Regions from separate parts of the Mus musculus genome. Here region 1 is linked to region 2. A link is a loop called in an ENCODE intact Hi-C map of the cell type or tissue named here. Cell type or tissue: left cerebral cortex. All regions are shown on one strand.

Region 1 (2,500 bases), 280 kb after region 2:
ACGTGATACTCTAGGCCTTCCAAGGAATGAAAACATAACAAAGCTAGTAGCTGCAAGCCCCTGACTGCAGGTCTTGAAGGAACGCCCTTCAGCATGAATCATCTGTTAGCTTCCACATTTCTAAGTTGCAAAGATTACCAAGTAGAGAGCCACTCTGAGACTCTTTGGCTATGAGAGAGTTTAACTAATTAGGCTTGTAACCCTTGAGCCTATCGAGGGCCCTCTCAGAGGTTACCTAAGTAACAACAAAAGGACCAAATGGTTTTCAATTGCCAGCTGTTTTATTGAGCACTTACTACAGGTACAGGACAAAACCCTTCCAAATCCTACCCCAAATGCTAAGAGACGTCTAAAAAATGTGAACAGAAGATACACGAGAGACTGCCTGCCACCTGGCCAACTTATTTTTAAAATTATTAAAACAAAACAAAACAAAAAACCGATACCTGAGTGGCCAGAGAGCGGTGCCTGGAAATATTTGCACCCAAACACTGAGAGTGACCGCCCAGTGCTCACAGGACCCTTCTGAAAAGGTTCCTCGACACCCCGATTTTCAGAAAACCTGATCTTGGAGGACTCGGGTATGATCGATCCAGTGTGACCCAAGTCTCCACGTCAGTGTGGAGTCCAGGAACCGAACACTAAGTAGGTCGTCTTTTAGAAATTAGAGTGAAGCCGGGCAAGCCGGTTTAGGGGACTAGGACTGGGGCGGGAGGCCACGCTTTTTTTGTGTTAGGGAACACAGAGGGCCTGCACCGGGGCGGTCGGCTTCGCCAGCAACACCGGTGCGGGGAGGTGAGGCACCGACCTGAGGCGTTCAGATCGCCGGGGCGGCTCTCGGCCTCCGCGCTCTGCTCGCTGCCCATGGCCCCTGCAGCGGAGGGACACCGGGGCAGAGGCTAGGGAGAGCGGGGAGACCCCGCTGGGCCACAGACACTTGGAGAGGCGCCGCTGGAAAGCACGCCGCTCGCGTTGACAGGAGGCTCGGGACGCCGGCAGGGCTGCAGCCGCGACCGGCGGGCGGCGCTGCTGTCATTCACTGGCTCGGTGGCTTCAGCTCGCTCCTTCCGGGACGCCGATTGGCCGGGCCGGCAATGCGCGGCCTTCAGTTCCGGGTTTGGAGGTCCCGCCTCCAAACCCGAGGGGTGGGGCGGGGCAAGAGACGCGCGCTGGAGGCTGGGGCGGCGCTGCCTTAAAGGGCTAGGCTTCCCCAAGGCCAAAGATGTCCAAAAGATAAAGCCTTTTCCTACCCCCGAAGACACATTAATTACCTTTGAGCAACACATATTAAGAACCATAATGCTGGGGCTGGAGAGATGGCTCAACGGTTAAGAGCACTGACTGCTCTTCCGAAAGTCCTGAGTTCAATTCCCAGCGACCAAATGGTGGCTCACAACCATCTGTAATGGGATCTGATGCCCTCTTCTGGTGCGTTTGAAGACAGCTGTAGTGTACTCATATACATAAAAATCAATTAATAAATAAATCTTTTTAAAAAAAAAAAAAAAGAACTGTAATGCTGGTTATCTTCAAACGACTTTACAGAATGGTCTGGGTTTTTGTTTTTGAGATAGAAGTTCACTCTGTATGACCCTGGTGACCTCGAATTCTCGATCCTGGCTCAATCAACAGAAGTGCTGGGTTACAGGGTAAACCACCACCATGTCAGGCAAAAATCGGTATTTTTACACCTATTTTACCAATGAGGAAGAAAGGTAGTCTGTAGCCCTCAAATTTCAATTCACACTAGTACAGAAGCAGAGTTCTTTTCTAAACTTTGAAAGCAGGGAGTTTTGTAGTAGGAGGCCATACAGGAAATGCCAAGACTGTGTGTGTGTGTGTTTTAAGGAGTTAGAAATAAGTAAGAAATTGTTAGAATATGCTGTTTTATTGACAGATCACTATGGAACTACCAGAAGCCAGGAAGATAAACAGCTAATACAAAAAAAGGAAACTGCTTATCTGAGCCAATCTCATATAGATGGGTAGTAACCCAATGCCTTATAGGGATTCTCTCATCTGTTTCAAGATATTACAAGCAGCTTGGCTTTATGATGTATGCCTGTGTTGCTAAAATTCCTTCCTTGGGGGAGATATAAATACATCTATACCCTTCTACAGTCTCAACTACCACCGAAGTTCAATCCCTTTAAAATATCTAATATCTTGAAATTCAAAGTCTTTTTACAATTCAGTCTCCTATCTGTGGGCTCCACTAAAATACTTTCATACTTCAAGAGGGAAAAATACCAGGGCATAGTCACAATCAAAAGCAAAATCAAACTCTGACTATCCAATGTCTGGGATCCACTCTCGATGCTCTGGGCTCCTCCAAGGGCTTGTGTTACTTCTCCAGCTCAGCCCTTTGTAGCACCCACCTTGTTTTCTAGGCTCCAGATGCCTGTACACCAGTGTTGCTGTTCTCAGTGGTACTGGCATCTCCAAAACACTGCTGTTTTCTGCTACAACTGGACTGCACTTTCACTCTCATAGGCTCTTT
Region 2 (2,500 bases):
TCGCTTCCTCATCCCTGGACACTGCTCCGCTAACCCAGCCGGATTGTCTGACGAGTCAGGCATTTGGTCCACCAAATGCCGGTCCTCAGAGTTTGCCTGAGACCCAATTAAAGGCACCGCCTGGCGGCTCCCGCTGACATCCTGGCTCTCCTGCGCCAGCACCTTGCAGGCGCTCTTGGGGGGGCGCGGGGGCCTGTAGTAGAACTCGGGCAAGCTGCCCCTCTCCACCTCCTGCCACTCGTATCTGCCCTCCAGGGGCTTATGATTCTGAAAGTCGAAATTCCACTTGCGCTGACTCGCTTCTTCCATATCCCGGCAGTGCTTCTCCAAGTCCCGGGTTAGTTCTTCATGATTGACCGGGCCGAAGAGATTTCTGCAGGCGGAAGGCTTGGGGTGCTCCGCTTGTCTGGCGTCCATCCGCTCCAGGCTCGGGCTCCCGTTAGACACTCTCACGTTTGACATCTTCCTCCTCGGGCGGGTGTGGACCACCGCCTCGCCTCTCTCCGGAAAAAAAAAAATGAAATAAACAACAAAACCGAACAAAAGCGAAACGCCACGGATGGAGCGCAAAACCCTCTTCGAAGTTCTGCGACTGCACACAGACAGTCAAATGGAGCAGAGCCAGGCGAGCGACCGCCCGAGCCGCAGTAGCGCGCAGGTCTGGGGAAGAGAGGCGCAGGGACACCCCAGCCGCCGCGCAGCTCGAGGCTTCAGTGATCAAGTGTACTGGAGGGCGGGGAAGGGAGGGGAGGAGGCAGGAGGAGGTGGCAAACAGTCGGAGCGTAGGCTGGGGCGAGCCCGTGTGTCCCGCGAACGCAGCCCCTCTCCAAACCTTGCCGCCGCGCGAGTCTCGGAGCCGCGAGTGAGTCGGGACAAGGGATGAGGGGGGAAAACACCCCAAAAGCACGAGCCCCCCTCCTTTTTTAGTTGCCCAATATGGCGGTGGAAGGGAGGCTGACGAAGAAGAAGATGATTGACACTGCAAGTCTATTTAAACAGAGGAGGAGCTCCATTGGTCTCGGCGCCGGGAGCCGCTCCGCCCAGGCTGGCGAGCGCGCTCTTAAGGTGGCCCCGGGCGCGGCGCCGCCGCCTCTCCGCGCTCCCGAGCGCGCCGCCTCCCCGTAGCGCCGCCAGGACATTGGCTGGTCGCGTGACTACTCGGAGGTGTACGACTGCCAACAAACCTGCTCTGGCTGGCCCCGGAGAAATTAAAAATAAGACAAACAAACTAGCCAAACGGCCGGAGAGCTGGGGAGGGGCCAGCGCGGCGGCCAGGCAGGGACCCGGGGATCTAGGTCCCGGCGCTGCAGAGCTGCGCTGGCAGGCGCGTCACCGCTCCCGACTGCGACCTCCAGGTCTTTGCCCGCGAAACCTAGGGCCTGGACCAGTGGGCTCCTAGGTCGCTGGCGGCTTATTAGGAGCTTCGGTGGCTAGTTCAGCCCACCTGCATTCGCCGAGGTGGGAATGGAGGAGGGTATGCGAGAGATTCAGGAAACCTTGGCTCAGGGCCTGGGGCAGCCCACCCACCCCCACCCGGCAGGGTGCCTTAGCTGGGGTGCGGAATCGGCCGCTTAGCCTGACCCCAGAAGTCTCTGCTATGTAGGACAGGCCAGGAGGTGGTTTCAAAAAGAAGCCAGGACTGACCGCTCTTATCAGGGTGTTTCTGAATCCAAGCGCTTCCACCGTAGGATCTCGAGATTGAAAACCCCCAGTGCTCTCCCAAGCCTCTCTTTAGAGCCGTCCCAGACAGAAATCAGAAAAAGCCAGTTCTGATTTTCTTGGTTCCTAAGCACAGTGAAAGCCATTGCTATAGCGTGTGGGAACTCGCCTTTATACCCTTATGTTCTTTCCCGGGCGAAGCCGTTCCCTCCACCTGAGTCCAGACGCCAACTACAACAGTGCCTTCCTTCTCTTTTTTCTCCCACCAGCCTGTTGCTTCCAACCTACTCAGTACAATATTCAAATACAAGCAAATACTTTTAGAGAGCTGCAGGTTGTTAAAGGGCGAAAACACTTTCCTAAGGATCTAAGACTAGATTTGCAAGTGATTTATAATACCACCACCACGGTATTACCAACATCTAGTAATGTTGGGTGGGTTTTTTTCAGCTCCTTGGGCAACTTCACATTTCTCTATCACTGCTGAGCACAGTGACAGAAGTTAAAACAGAATAGCCAGGCCTGTCGTATCTCAGAGTTCAGTGAGATTTTAAGGGCTTTGCCCACTAGTATTCCCAAACAGTCTTGGTTTGCGCTAAACACAAAACATGTTACAGGAAATTAAATTTCTGGTTTAGTGTCCCAAAGAAGCATGGTTTTCCTATCTTCCTCTGGTGTAGGTGAGACTGAATATTGACTTGTTTTCTTAGCCACATCTTTGCCAGGATGTGTGTGTGTGTGTGTGTGTGTGTGTGTGCGCGCGCGCGCGCGCACGTGCACGTGTGTGTGTGTGTGTGTGTGTGTGTGTGTGTGTGTGTGTGTGTGCCTTGCCTCCTGCATT

Evidence for each region. Peaks named below come from ENCODE experiments on the same cell type or tissue, not always from the same donor. Only the 100,000 strongest peaks of a DNase experiment are listed, where the experiment ranks them.
Region 1: a loop joins it to region 2, with 2.3 times the contacts of the local background. A loop is called at or near these places in 3 of 42 quality-filtered maps.

What each region holds. Positions count from the first base shown.
Region 1 is chr6:134,639,566-134,642,065 of GRCm38, reverse strand. Borcs5 (BLOC-1 related complex subunit 5) reads right to left here and starts at 1,126. Exons shown (of 4, transcript NM_026371.3): 1 at 809-1,126. The coding sequence starts at 866. In left cerebral cortex, a CTCF peak has its summit at 1,007; a DNase peak (open chromatin) is centred at 1,076; H3K4me3 peaks cover 1,368 bases; H3K27ac peaks cover 1,047 bases.
Region 2 is chr6:134,918,882-134,921,381 of GRCm38, reverse strand. It overlaps Cdkn1b (cyclin-dependent kinase inhibitor 1B), which reads right to left and starts at 981. Exons shown (of 3, transcript NM_009875.4): 1 at 1-981. The coding sequence starts at 462. In left cerebral cortex, CTCF peaks have their summits at 99 and 1,142; DNase peaks (open chromatin) are centred at 250, 748, 1,003 and 1,819; H3K4me3 peaks cover 1,928 bases; H3K27ac peaks cover 1,856 bases.